Regions from separate parts of the Homo sapiens genome. Here region 2 is linked to region 1. The links are chromatin contacts, found by Hi-C or POLR2A ChIA-PET in ENCODE. All regions are on one chromosome and are shown on one strand. Each heading gives the region's core, a stretch centred on a gene start or an enhancer-like site at or near the end of the contact. The rest is flanking DNA. Distances are from core to core; before and after follow the strand shown.

Region 1 (7,114 bases), core at 1-2,500:
CTGCTGAGGCTGGAGGAAAGGATGTCTGGGGCATTTTGGACAGAGGCATGGGAGTGGCACTGGAGGAAGCAGAAGGGATGGAAAGGATTTTAAGAGGAGTTGCTATGAACTAGGAATCCCTCTCTTGGTGTCCAAGGACTACAATAAAATACTTAAGATGGCCGGGCGTGGTGGCTCATGCCTGTAATCCTAACACTTTGGGAGGCCGAGGCGGGCGGATTGCCTGAGCTCAGGAGTTCGAGACCAGCCTGGGCAACGTGGTGAAACTCCATCTCTACTAAAAATGCAAAAATTAGCTGGGTGTGGTGGTGGGCTAGTAATCCCAGCTACCTGGGGGGCTGAGGTAGGAGATTGCTTGAATCCAGGAGACAGAGGTTGTGGTGGAGCCGAGATCACACCACTGCACTCCAGCCTGGGCGACAGATCAAGACTGTCTCAAAAACAAACAAACAAACAAACAAACAAACAAACAAACAAACAAAAAACCCACTTAAGATGCTCCATAGTTACTTTTTGGCTATTAAACTGTGTTTTCTGAAATTCATGTGATCTTGTTGAGAAACCAAACTACATTATATTCCTAATTGACAAGTGGAAGCTACAACAATTATGACAGCTTCTGAGGAGGGGGCCTGCTATTTTTTTGAGATGGAGTTTCGCTCTTGTTGCCCAGGCTGGAGTGCAATGGCACGATCTCAGCTCACTGCAACCTCTGCCTCCCAGGTTCACACCAGTCTCCTGCCTTAGCCTCTGGAGTAGCTAGGATTACAGGCATGTGCCACCACACCGGGCGAATTTTTGTATTTTTATTTTTGTATTTTTTCCGACCTCAGGTGATCCACTCGCCTCAGGCTCCCAAAGTGCTGGGATTACAGGTGTGAGCCACCATGCCTGGCCAGAGTGAGGCTGCTTTAACCCCAGAGGAGTGGTGTCAGGAGCAGCTCTCCGGACGCTCTCTGCTTGGGCACAGGCTGGCCCAGGCTCTGAGGAGCCTCTTCTCTCCGGTGCCCTGAAGCTGCTTTAGGGTCCCCAGCTCTCCTGCACTCCTCACTGCTCTCCAGCAATTGAGAGACTGGTTGCCAGCAATTCTTTGCTGTCTCCAGCTATTTTGTTTTGGGTAAGAAAAGAGAGGAGGGGTGGGGGAGACATTAGTCTTTCTCTTGGTGCTACACTAATCCATTCAGGAAGACATTTGCTGAGTGCTGGGCACTGCTCCAGGTCTGGTGACATAGTAGTGAACAAAATACACATTCTAGTTCTCAAGGACTTAAGTTTGGCCGGGAACAGTGGCTCACGCCTGTAATTCCAACACTTTGGGAGGCTGAGGCGGGTGGATCGCCTGAGCCCAGGAGTTCAAGACCAGCCTGGGCAACATAGTGAAACCCCGTCTTTACAAAAATACAAAAAATTAGCTGGCCATGGTGGCCCAGCTACTCAGGAGGCTGAGATGGGAGGATTATTTGAGGCCAGGAGGTGGAGGTTGCAGTGAGTCAAGATCACACCACTACACTCCAGCCTGGGCAACAGAGCGAAACCCTATGCCCCCCAAAGAAGAAAAAAAAAAAAAGAAGCAGGGCGCAGTGGCTCATGCCTGTAATCCCAACACTTTGGAAGGCTGAGGACGGCAGATCACCTGAGGTCAGGAGTTCGAGACCAGTCTGGGCAACATGGTGAAACCCCGTCTCTACTAAAAATATAAAAATTGGCTGGGCATGGTGGCGGGAGGATCACAAGGTCAGGAGTTCGAGACCAGCCTGGCCAACATAGTGAAACTCCATCTCTACTAAAAACACAAAAATTAGCGGGGAATGGTGGTGTGCGCATGTAGTCCCAGCTACTCAGGAGGCTGAGGCAGGAGAATGGCATGAACCTGGGAGGCAGAACTTGCAGGGAGCCGAGATCGCACCACTGCACTCCAGCCTGGGTGACACAGCGAGCCTCCATCTCAAAAAAAAAAAAAAAAAAATAGACAGGACACAACTGTTTCTGTCTGAAGCCAGGGAGTCCAATAATTGAGAACATTGTGACTGCTCTTATAATCATATTCCCTGCTGTTTCTAGAACTAAATTACTACTTTAGAAACTGTGGGCCGGGTGCGGTGGCTCACACCTATAATCTCAGCACTTTGGGAGGCTGAGGCGGGCGGATCACCTGACGTCAGGAGTTTGAGAACAGCCTGACCAACATGGAGAAACCCCATCTCTACTAAAAATACAAAAAATTAGCTGGGCTTGGAGGCTCACGCCTATAATCCCAGCACTTTGGGAGGCTGAGGCGGGCGGATCACAGGGCCAGGAGATCGAGACCATCCTGGCTAACATGGTGAAACCCCGTCTCTACTAAAAATACAAAAAATTGGCCGGGTGTGGTGGTGGGCGCCTGTCGTCCCAGCTACTTGGGAGTCTGAGGTAGGAGAATGGCGTGAACCCGGGAGGCGGAGCTTGCAGTGAGCCGAGATGGTGCCACTGCACTCCAGCCTGGGTGACACAGTGAGACTCTGTCCCCCACCCCAAAAAAATTAGCCAGGTGCGGTGATGGGCACCTATAATCCCAGCTACCTGGGAGGCTGAGGCAGGAGAATCGCTTGAACCCAGGAGGCGGAGGTTGCAGTGAGCCAAGATCACGCCACTGCACTCCAGCCTGGGCTACTGGAATAGGGGTATTTAACAGATGCCAGAGAAATTAGGGACACCCTAATCCCAGGGCCACTCCATAGCATAGCTAACAGATGTGATAATGTTTCCACCCACGGAGAGCACTTGGCTGGAGGGTGAGCCTCCCTACCCTGAGGCTGTACCAAGCTGCTGCAGTTCCAGCCCCGGAAGTTCCCTTTCGCAGGCCTATGCTAATCAAAGCCTATGACTTGACAAGATTCCTGGCAGCAGTAAATGCATTAGTAACAGGCAACAAAGGCGAAACCATTAGCCAGGCAAGGTATGAAAGGAGTCATAGCACCATGAAAACCCCAAACCTGGCACCAGGGCCGATAACTGCCCCCCAAGGCAACCCACAAGCCTAAGTGTTAGTCACGCTACAGATATTTGTTGAGTGATTACTGTATGCCATTTGCAGTTCTAAGCAGCAGGGACACAGCTGGGGAACAAAGCAAGGCCTTGCCCTCCACAGAATTGAATTCCTACTGGTTCCGGCACTGATGGGAATAGACTTCTTTTTTTTTTCTTTTTTTTTTTGAGACGGAGTCTCACTCTGTCGTCCAGGCTGGAGTGCAGTGGTGCGATCTTGGCTCACTGTGTAACCTCCGCCTCCTGGGTTCAAGCTATTCTCCTGCCTCAGCCTCCTGAGTAGCTGGGACTACAGGCTCACACCACCACGAATGGCTAATTTTTGTATTTTTAGTAGAGATGGGGTTTCACCATGTTGGCCAAGATGGTCTCCATCTCCTCACCTCCTGATCTGCCCGCCTCAGCCTCCCAAAGTGCTGGGATTACAGGCATGAGCCACCATGCCCGGCCTCCTCTACCTTCTTTTCTGAAGGAATTTAGAGGGTGTAGGGGGTATTGGGGTAGAAAAGATCATCTAAGTGCTGGGATGCAGAACAATGAGAAAACACATCTGGAACTCTTTGGAAACAAAGTGGGAAAGGACTAGAAAAGCAGCCAGCTGGAAGACAGAGGCTCCCTGTCACCGCCTTGGGATGCAGCATCTGGCCATGACATTGTGTCACTGTGCACTGGGAAGACAAGTGCATTCACAATTTACATGTGATAACTGAATCATATTGAGAAGAAGAAATTTGATACACGGGAAATAGCATGTTTGCATGTTCTTAGTGTCAAAAGGTGGAATGCAGTGGGTGAGCATACCCCATTCTAGGACTTGCCCTTTCCCCCTTGCTATTCCGGGTTAGTTGCACTGGGAACTGCCACGTCCCTGGAACTCCATCCCCTGGCTACTGTTCACTGTGTAAGGATGGAGACCTGACTTAAGCTGAATGATTCAACCCCTTCCATAGGAATTTTTAAAGTGTATGCAGCCTCTTTTAGGGGCATTTTACCTGTAACAGATAAAACTTGGGGCCCATCAGCAAACTTGTCACATGATTGAGGAAACAGAGATAAATAAAGCAGACCCGCAGAGATGATGCAAGGCGGGAGAGACTTCTGCCTTATTACTGCACAGCGATCCACTTTATTCCTGACCTTGACCACAAAAAGGGTCTCCCACTATGCTTCTAATGAGGTGACTTATTGTCTTAAGATAGTAGAGTTCTGTAACTTGGTAACCAAAGAGTGCTTAATAAATACATTTTTAAAACCCTCACATTCCATTTAATGGCAACTGAGCGGCTTAGACAGTGCGTGCTGAAAGGCTCAGAGGTGTGCAGAGTCACTAAGGGCTGGCTTGGAGAAGTGGGACTTAAAGAATAAGAGAGCACGGGGCACAGTGGCTCACACCTGTAATCCCAGCACTGTGGGAGGCCGAGGCAGGTGGATCACCTGAGGTCACGAGTTTGAGACTAGCCTGGCCAATGTGGTGAAACCCGGTCTCTACTAAAAATGTAACAATTAGCTGGGCGTGGTGATGCATGTCTGTAATCCCAGGTACTCAGAAGGCTGAGGCAGGAGAATCGCTTGAACCTGGGAGGCGGAGGTTGCAGTGAGTTGAGATCGCACCACTGCACTCTAGCCTGGGCGACAGAGCGAGACTCCATCTCAAAAAATACATATATAAATAATAATAATAATAATAATAAAGGGAACATTGGCCAGGCACAGTGGCTCACGCCTGTGATACCAGCATTCTGGGAGGCCGAGGGTGGGTGGATCAGGAGGTCAGGAGTTCGAGACCAGCCTGGCCAACATAGTGAAACTCCGTCTCTACTAAAAACACAAAAATCAGTCAGGCGAGACGTGATGGCACGTGCCTGTAATCCCAACTGCTCGGGAGGCTGACGCAGGAGAATCGCTTGAACCCGGGAGGTGGTGATTGCAGTGAGCCGAAACGACGCCATTGCACTCTAGCCTGGGCGACAGAGCAAGACTCCATCTCAAAAAAAAAAATAAAAAAAAAAAAGAATAAGGAAGCATTTAAAAGCAGAAGGTGGGGCGTGCAGACCCTGGATGTGGGCTTGGTGTGAGCAGAGGGTTCAGGGAACAGAACTGTGGGAAGGAGGCTGCAAAGGCAGGTTAGGCCACACGTGGGGAGCCTGGGTGGCTAGAGACAGCATGTGCCCTCCTAAAAGGGAATTTTTTTGTTTTCTTTTTGATTGGCATTTTCACAACATGAAAAGTGAATTTTTAAATGTGATCCTGTAGGCAGTAACAAAACACTGAATACTTCTTTTTTTCAGGGGACAAGATCTGGCTCTGTTGCCCAGGGTGGAGCGCCGTGGCGCAATCTCAGCTCACTGCAACCTCTGCTTCCCAGGCTCAAGCGATCCTCCCACCTCAGCCTCCCAAGGAGTTGGGACCATAGGTGTATGACACCATGTCAGGCTATTTTTTTAAAAAAAATTTTTGTAGAGATGGGTTTTGCCATGTTGCCCAGACTGGTCTTGAACTCCTGAGCTCAGCTGATCCGCACACCTCCACCTCCCGAAGTGTCGGGATTACAGGCGTGAGCCACACTGAATGCTTTTAAGGGGGAAAATACCACATTGAATGTAGTATGAGGACAGTTATTCTGGAAGAATGGGTTGAGGGGAGTCAGTGAGAGGCCAATTAGGAGACCCTTCAGAGTAAAACAATGAAGTGGAGAGGGAGGGATTAGGGAGAAGGGGTAGAGAACAAGGGTTACTGGGAGAGAACTTTGTAGAGAGCCTTGGTGACTGTCCAGGGCTGAACCGCAGAGAACCATGGAGCTGTCTCAGCTCTGAGGTGAGGAATGAAGGATGCAAGTTAGGAACCGAAGCTGCCTGCAGGGAAGGAGAGAGATGGGGTCAGTGGGGCTTCGGGAACTCTCTCCTCAGCACTGTGGGAAGGAAGTCAGCCAGCAGGCACACCGGCTTGACAGAAAGAACACCTCAGCTGTAGACACCATGCTGCCGTGGCTGGCCTTGGGCTAGTCCTCCAGCCCCCAGGTGCCCCATTTCCAGGAGTATTTCCAGATACTGAGTCCTACCTCCTCACCACTCCAGACTCTATTTTTCAAACGTGGAGGTGGCTAAGGATGGTTCTGGTGTAGAGTCAGAAGCAGACAGGTTTTGGGGGGAAGTGGGGAGGAAGTCAGAGAGGAGGTGCAGCACTGTCAACTGATCTCACCACTCAGCAGCATTCAGAGGCTACTCCGGCCACCCCTGCCTGAATCCCACCACCAGAACTAACCTGTGGCCCACCCTGTCTGTTTTGCTAGAAAATAATGAGCTAACAGGAATGATCCATGACTTTTTGTTACTAATGAACATCTGCTCCCTTTCTTAAAGTGCTTAAAGTAATAGAAAAAATAGTAGAAAATCCAGAAGGTACAGAAAACTGTAAAAGGTCTCACTCTGTTGCCCAGGCTAGAGTGCAGTGGCGTGATCTTGGCTCACTGCAGCCTCAACTTCCTTGACTCAAGGGATCCTCCCGCCTCAGCCTCCTGGGTTGTTGAGACTACAGGTGTGCACCATCACGCCCGGTTAATTTTTAAAAAATTATTTGTAGAGGGCTGGGCGCCATGGCTCATGCCTGTAATCCCAGCACTTCGGGAGGCCGAGGCGGGCGGATCACGAGGTCAGGAGATTGAGACCATCCTGGCTAACACGGTGAAACCCCGTCTCTACTAAAAATACAAAAAATTAGCCGGGCGTGGTGGCGGGCGCCTGTAGTCCCAGCTACTCGGGAGGCTGAGGCAGGAGAATGGTGTGAACCCGGGAGGCGGAGCTTGCAGTGAGCCGAGATCGCGCCACTGCACTCCAGCCTGGGCGACAAAGCGAGACTCCGTCTCAAAAAAAAAAAAAAAAAAAAAATTTATTTGTAGAGATGGGGTCTCGCCATGTTGCTAAGGCTGGTCATGAATGCCTGGGCTCAAACAGTAATCCCACCTCAACCACTCAAAGTGCTGGGATTACAGGCGTGAGACACCACACCCAGTGGAAAAGTGATTCTTTTTTTTTTTTTTGAGATGGAGTTTTGCTCTTGTTGCCCAGGCTGGAGTGCAATGGCACGATCTCGG
Region 2 (7,114 bases), core at 3,417-5,916, 270 kb before region 1:
CTGCACTTTGAGAGGCCAAGGCAGATAGATCACCTGAGGTCAGGAGATCGAGACCATCCTGACCAACATGGTAAAACCTCATCTCTACTAAAAATACAAAAATTAGCCGGGCATGATGGCAGGCGCCTGTAATCCCAGCTACTCAGGAGGCTGAGGCAGGAGAATCACTTGAATCCAGGAGGCAGAGGTTTGCAGTGAGCCAAGATCGCACCACTGCACTCCAGCCTGGGTAACAGAGTGAGACTCCATCTCAAAAAAAAAAAAAAAAAAAAAAAAAAAACTAATTCAAAAGCAAAAGTTCCACAGGGTCACACAGAGTGAGAGCAAAGGACTGCGGTGATGGGGAGCTCTTGTCCCCCCTAGCGGTGTCCTCACTGCAGGGGTGTCCTCGGCATGCTTGGGAAACAGTGTTTGGGTCTGAGGGGTGGCCCCCCTCCCATTTGGGTGGTTTTCCCTGGTACAGAACTGGTTTGTTCCCTATTGGGTTTTTTCCTCTTTGGCCTCTCTAGCATATTGTATTTAACTCAGAATTTCCCAATTCTTCTGATAAGTATCTTCAAAGCAACTGAATTTCCCAGTGAGCCCATGTCACCTGCTTTCCCACTATTCTCAGTGCCCCGACATACAAGTAAAGTTACCCCAAATGAAGAATAGTTCATGTGTAGCAGGCAGTTAAAAATTCCATCCTGGGACTGGGCGCGGTGGCTCACATCTGTAATCCCAGCACTTTGGGAGGCTAAGGCGGGCGGATCACGAGGTCAGGAGTTCGAGACCAGCCTGGCCAACATAGTGAAACCCGTCTGTACTAAAAATATAAAAATTATCCAGCCTGATGGCGCACACCTGTAATCCCAGCTACTTGGGTGGCTGAGGAAGGAGAATTGCTTGTACCTGGTAGATGGAGGTTGCAGTGAGCCGAGGTTGCACCACTGCACTCCAGCTTGGGTGACAGGGTGAGACTCCATCTCAAAAAAAAAAAAAAAAAAAAAAAATACACACACACACACACACACACACACACACACACACACACACATTCCATTCTGGGCCAGGCACAGTGGCTGATGCCTATAATCCCAACACTTTGGGAAGTCAGGGCAGGAGGATCACTTGAGGCCAGGAGTTTGAGACCAGCCTGGGCAACATAGCAAGACCCCGTTTCTAAAAAAAATTCAAAAATTAGCCAGGCGTGATGGCGCACACCTGTAGTCTCAGCTACTCAGGAGGCTGAGACGGGAGGACCACCTGAGCCCAAGATTTTGAGTCTGCATTGAGCCATGATTGCACCGGTGCACTGTAGCTGGGACAATAGAGTGAGACCCTGTGTCAAAAACAAATTCTTTCCTGCATGATTGATTGGAAGGACTCTTAGAGACTAGGGTTATCCTTAGCTCTGGCTCATGTGAGTCTTTGGACATGTTATTCAACATCACTGACTCAGAGCCCTCAATGTAATCACAGGGACTTGTGGGATTTGTGATGTTTAAGGCCGTGTGTAGAGCCTGCCTGTCGTCGTGCCCGGCACAGGTAGTCGCTCAACAAACACTGCTGCTTATCCCTCATCGCCTGCTTCACAAGCAAGAAATACCTCATATCATGTGATCTTGGAAAACTCTTGTGAACACACTCTCCCTGCCAGTAGGAAGCCACAGAAGAAGTTTGTTGGAGGGCAGCGTGTGGGGATAGAAACCACCCTGACATAGCAGTGGCTTAGAAACTTCCTTTCCACACATGGCTCTGGGGCTTGCCCTCCTGGAATGAGAACATAGCTGTCAACGGTATAAAAATGTGAGCCCCATCAAGCAGCCTCTAAGGCTAGTGAATGGGGCAGCAGAGGAGAAAAGCCCAAGTTGATGGCACCAGGTGCCTGAGAATAAGTGCAGGAAGACCTTTTGTACACTGTAGGGCCCTTTAATAAGCCCTCTGAATCTTTCCTACCCAGGGGTGACTTCTCCTAAAAATAGGCTAGAGCCCTTCTCCCGCAGATACCAGTTGATGTGCAGCTTGACCAGAGGAGTGGTGAAGTCCCCGAGGCAGGTAGTGACCCATCCCACTACTTTAGGTTTCTAAGTCAGGATGGTAGCCATGTTGCCAATGGGATCTCCTGTGGGAACTTTAGCTCAAAGCAAGATAGGAGTGAACCAGTATCCAAGCTGATTCTTCACTGTATTTTGACCAGCCCAGATCAAGGCAGTGGGGTCCCTCTGCAGCTTCATACATTCCATAGGCCTGGCCCTAAACTGGAAAATGTCTGGGCCAGACATGGTTCCGAATGTTTCGGAACAGCCACACTTCACGTGGTGTCATCCCCGTTTCCCAGTATGTGAGGACGTGTGGGAGAACATAGGGACTGTACTGTTTCCAACTTGAACGGGATCAAACAGATGGAGGCATGGATCCCGCTTACAGCCCTGTCCATGATCTGGACTCTGTGCAAAGAGGGCACCCCAGTTTCCCAGGGTGATTTTGTGAGTTTCTGAGAACTGTGGATCAGGCAGCACGAACGTCACTGTGACCGATTTTGCTGCAGATCTGGAAACTTAGGCTCATGCTGCCAACCTGGCCGTTTCTTCACATTTCTCTTCCTTACATCTCCCCTGAGACGTTGCGGTTCAGAATGGGTTCATGGCTTGGTGCTTCCTTTAGTTCAAGAAGATCGGGGCAGGGAAGGCTTTGGGAGGACATATGGGGAAGGTAGCTGAAATGACGTTAGCTGGGCTGGGTGTGGTGGCTCACGCCTATAATCTCAGCTACTTGGGAGGCCGAGCTGGGAGGATCGTTTGAGCCCAGGAGTTCAAGACCAGCCTGGGCAACATAGCGAGACCCTATTCCTACAAAAACGTAAATAAGAGAAATAACCAAGCTAAAATGATGTTAGTTGATCTTTCTTCAGAGTCACAGCGAAAATACCCAGTACCGCCTGGTAAAAACAGTAGGAATGAGAGGGACTACTTAAGGAGAATCTCTGAATTCCAAAATGGCAGGAGCACACTTCTCAAATGGATGAGTCATTTCAATCAGCGCCATTCTTGCGGGAAGGTGACGCCGGAAGGTGGTCACGGTCGGCCCCTTTTATCTCCCTGAGGTCATCAGCCTCTCTTAGCAGATGGGTGACACCCATAGGCTATCAGAATGTGGGCTGCCCCAGGGCACAGATCTTGTCTGCTGTGTCACTGGTGTGCCTGAGCGCCTGCAGGGTGTCTGGCTGGAAGCAGGTGGTGAAGAAACATTTGTTGAATCAGTGATTGGATGAATGAACCCCTGCAGCCATCCTACTTACAGACATGGGAAACAGGATGGGAATCAGTCTGTGTACACAGCACCTTTCTTTCAGTCCTTGTCAGACTCGGATTCCATTCAAACTTTCCCAAGCTCATAAAGAAGGAAAGGAAAAAGAAGTGGGAGGACAGGCCAGAAAGAGGCAGAAGAGGCCCTTGACATCCTGATTTCCTACGCGACACCCTTCTCAGCGGCGCGGAGCCCTGAAGTGTCTTCAGCAGCTGCTGTGCCGAGTACAGGGGGGCTTTGCCACCACTGCAGGGAGGAGGAAGAGGAGCTGCCTGCTGAGGCCCTGGGAAGACCCTGCCTCTTAGTATCCTCTGCACCCGCCGATGCCTCTCCAGGAGTCAGGTGGAAGCAAATAAAGCCCCCTGCCAGCTCTTGCCCAGCAGCCGAGAGCAGGTTGTCCTGTTAGGAGAAACGTTTCTTCCAGAATGATGTGTGGAGCTCATGCAGGCAGTGACTCTTCCAAAGCAGAACCTGAGGTGCGGCCCAGAGCCTCTTTCCTATTTAGGATATGGCCCAGATCCTGGGAGCTGTTTCCTTGTGGTATGTGTGGGGCTGTAATTGGCCTCCCTGTGACCTGAGAGCTGCCTGCCCTGACTTAGTGAAGACTTGGCCTTGGAAATTATTGCAGATCTTTCATCCCGCTTTAAGCTGGAAAGTCCCTGTTGGGCTGTTGTTGCACTAAGGCATGTGGAGTAGAGGGCGGGAGGTAGGGCCAGCTAGCCCGACAGGCGGGGTGCACTTCGGCTTGGCAATCCAGCACCTTGCAAAGCGCTTGTTTACATCTGCACTCCTGCTCTCTCCTCCTGGGTTCTGCCATTAGTTGATGAGGGAGGAGGTCACAGGGCTGTCTTCGCTGCCCAGGCCCCTGCTGTTACCGCTCTCACTATCTTGGTTTCTCATCACCGCCTGATTCATCTGACAGAAAGCCCCTTGCTCAGGACAGAGAATCAAGGATGCTGATTGTTCCGATGTGTTTGTGCGTGTGGTTTTTTTTTTAATTTCCCATGGTATTTTGAGGTGAAGGGCTGGGAATGTGGAGCATATTTTGGCAGTTGGTGAGTTTGGGGTCCTTGCCCAGTGTCCTCTGAGTACCACCTTCCCTTTGGAAACACTGAACCCCCGGCAATGGCCTGCCAGTGTGCTTCCGTGTCCTTGTCTCTCCACAGGGTGAGCTGGAGCTCTGTGTGGACCTGGCTCAATGGCCTGGTGGGTCTGGCACAGGAGAGGCAACTGCTGCCTCCCAGCTCCCCTTTTCCACCGTCCCCAGCACAGCATTTCTGCAGGCTTTCTCCAGGGACTGGCGTGTGAAGGATCTGAACAGTTCCCAGTGCTTCTGGTTTCTTTTTTGTTGGTTGTAGCCAAGCCCAAAATTAAATCAGCATTTCCCCTTCCAGAGCTCTGGCCCTGGGCTTGGACTGCCAAGTTCTGTTGCCTGACAACCCATTAGTCTGCGGGATTTGCAGAATCTCCAGGGCAATAACAGTGGGAAGACTGAGTGTCTGTCATTCCAGATGCCAGATTCTCTGCTCCAAGAAGCTTTCATGAAGTGCTGTGTCCCTCACCTAGAAAATTACAGTGGGGAGGAGACAATGGTGAAGATGCCCAAAGGGGAAGGCAGATAGGGCTGTTGCGAACATGTGCCTGGTTTTTCTTCTTGTTGTAAGTCTTGGGACAGCATGGTGATCTCCTGAGTGATGCCTTTCCTCCTCATGTTCAGATCTTGGCTCCAGGGCTCACTAGCTGTGTGACCTGAACTTCAGTTACTTCATTTGCAAATGATAGTGCCTACCTCACAGAATGTTTTTTTTTTGCAGCCGGCTAACTCCATATGCCTCCAGAACACCTTTCTTGACTCTGCCAGGTGTGCTGACTCACTCTCTCTATGTTCTCCCATGAGTGCATACGTGGCTCATGGTACTTGACACGTCGTACCGAAAGGATTCCTGCAGGGCCCTCTCCCAGGTGCTACTGAAGCTCTTTTAGAGTAGAGAGTGTTTTAATCTGCTTTGTTTCCCGTGGTCCTAGTAGAATTCTTGCCAGACAGTATGCGTTCCCCACGTTACCCACGTCAAACAGACGCCTCTTGGATGTTTTCCTTCCCAAGTTTCGTTCACTCTACTGTAAAATCACTTCCCTCTGAATTGATGGCTGTTAGTTGTTTGTTTCCCTGAAGTGATAGTTCTTATCCTGTTTTTCTTCTCCCATCTAAAAGAAATACCACTTTTTGTTCCGTATTTATGGAATTCCCAGAAAGCTGATTCTTGGGTAGTTGCTTGACTTTATCTCCCTTTCTCATCTGCTTTCCATTGAATGGCAGTTGTCAAAAATAAATGATGGAAAGAATCAAATGGCGCCACAGACAGTGTATCCTCAGCCCTCCCCTGTTCATTATGGGGTGGCCGCCATGGATTTTGATGAGGAGAAGGAAGGGATGGGAAGACTGGTATTTGGGAATGATGAGCTAGTGCAGTTAGGGCCTTTGCTGTCCCAGGCCTGGGAGGGCAGGTTTGGAGAAACTTGAGGCCGGATCTATCAGGATTGCCCTCTGCCTCTTTTCTGCCATTACCTCTAGTCCACATTTCCTCATCTTCAAGATGCCCTAGCCCAGCATCATAGCATATTCTTTTTGTGCCCTGAGCTCGGTGTTGAAGAATGGAGCATGATGTTTAAAAAGGTCCCCCAGCAAGGATGCAAAGGCTAAAACAAGTGGGCACGTGTACAGGGCACAAGTGAACTCAAGTATTCGTGTTTTGCCCCTTCATCACACCATTACCTGAATTTGTATGTGAATACGCCACTGGATCTTGCTTTGTTAGTAAAGATTCTCTAGTGAATTCGAAAGATGCTATTTGGTGGAGGATGCCAGTAATTCCAACAGATGTGCCAAGACCTTATCCTGTGACTACCAGGGTTCATTAAAAGCTCTGTCTGAGGCTGCCACAAAGACGTTCAAACACTGCACACAACAGAAGTGCAGGCCTTCAGAAAACACTTTGTGCACAACCTGTCGTGCTACAAAAATTGCTGAATCACCTGCCGCTTTCCTTTAGCCAGGTTTTGCCTGATGGACCACCTGTCTCTCAACACTGGCTTGTATGATGTGGCATGCCAAAACCCAGCGTTGTCTCCTAGAGCTTAGAATGTTGCAGGAATCGGTGACCTGCCCAGCCAGGATGCCAGCCCAGTCATGACCTGCTCCCTCCAGCACCTCTGCCCCTTCTCTGCCTCCTTGAAGGTCTGGTAACACAGCCGGGCATGGTGGCTCCCGCTTGTAATCCCAGCACTTTGGGAGGCCGAGGCGGGCGGATCACGAGGTCAGGAGATTGAGACCATCCTGGCTAACATGGTGAAACCCGTCTCTACTAAAAATACAAAAAAACTAGCCGGGTGCTGTGGCAGGCGCCCGTAGTCCCAGCTACTCGGGAGGCTGAGGCAGGAGAATGGCGTGAACCTGGGAGGCGGAGGTTGCAGTGAGCAGAGATCGTGCCACTGCACTCCAGCCTGGGCGACAGAGCGAGACTCCGTCTCAAAAAAAAAAAATGTCTGGTAACACCAGGCTGCTACCACATGGCACTGTGCCTCAGCCCTGTTTCTCAGTAACGACTGTTCGCTCTCCAGAGCCTGTGGATGCAGCTTTCCAGGAGTATGCACACAGTGGTGGGGAAATATTACTGGACACCAGACTTGCTGCTTCACTCATGTTTCCTGGGCACTCCCCAGGTGGCAGGCGTTAAGTGGAAGAGGAAGGTGACCGTGTGTGTGGGGTGCAGGGTCAACACGCACCCCCACATGAGTATGTGTGCATCGTGTCACTCGGTGTCCATGA

The links. Hi-C counts contacts between places; a loop is a spot of excess contacts on that map. ChIA-PET counts read pairs that join two places held with the same protein, here RNA polymerase II (POLR2A). Pooled maps may share reads with other maps.
Region 2: a loop to region 1 is called in a pooled map, with 2.5 times the contacts of the local background. The contact joins two enhancer-like sites. A Hi-C loop is called at or near these places in 1 of 50 pooled maps. POLR2A ChIA-PET finds 5 or more read pairs at or near these places in 3 of 52 experiments (MCF 10A, OCI-LY7 and RWPE1).

Annotation. Positions count from the first base shown.
Region 1 is chr22:17,572,432-17,579,545 of GRCh38, reverse strand. All of the region lies in intron 2 of SLC25A18 (solute carrier family 25 member 18), which reads right to left. Among named protein-coding and RNA genes, the nearest start is that of SLC25A18, 12 kb to the right of the region's middle. Within about 2 kb of position 1,250, at least 13 of the 41 ENCODE cell types and tissues checked have a DNase peak (open chromatin) inside an H3K27ac peak, as active enhancers do.
Region 2 is chr22:17,843,567-17,850,680 of GRCh38, reverse strand. All of the region lies in intron 19 of MICAL3 (microtubule associated monooxygenase, calponin and LIM domain containing 3), which reads left to right. Among named protein-coding and RNA genes, the nearest start is that of LINC00528, 70 kb to the right of the region's middle. Within about 2 kb of position 4,666, at least 12 of the 41 ENCODE cell types and tissues checked have a DNase peak (open chromatin) inside an H3K27ac peak, as active enhancers do.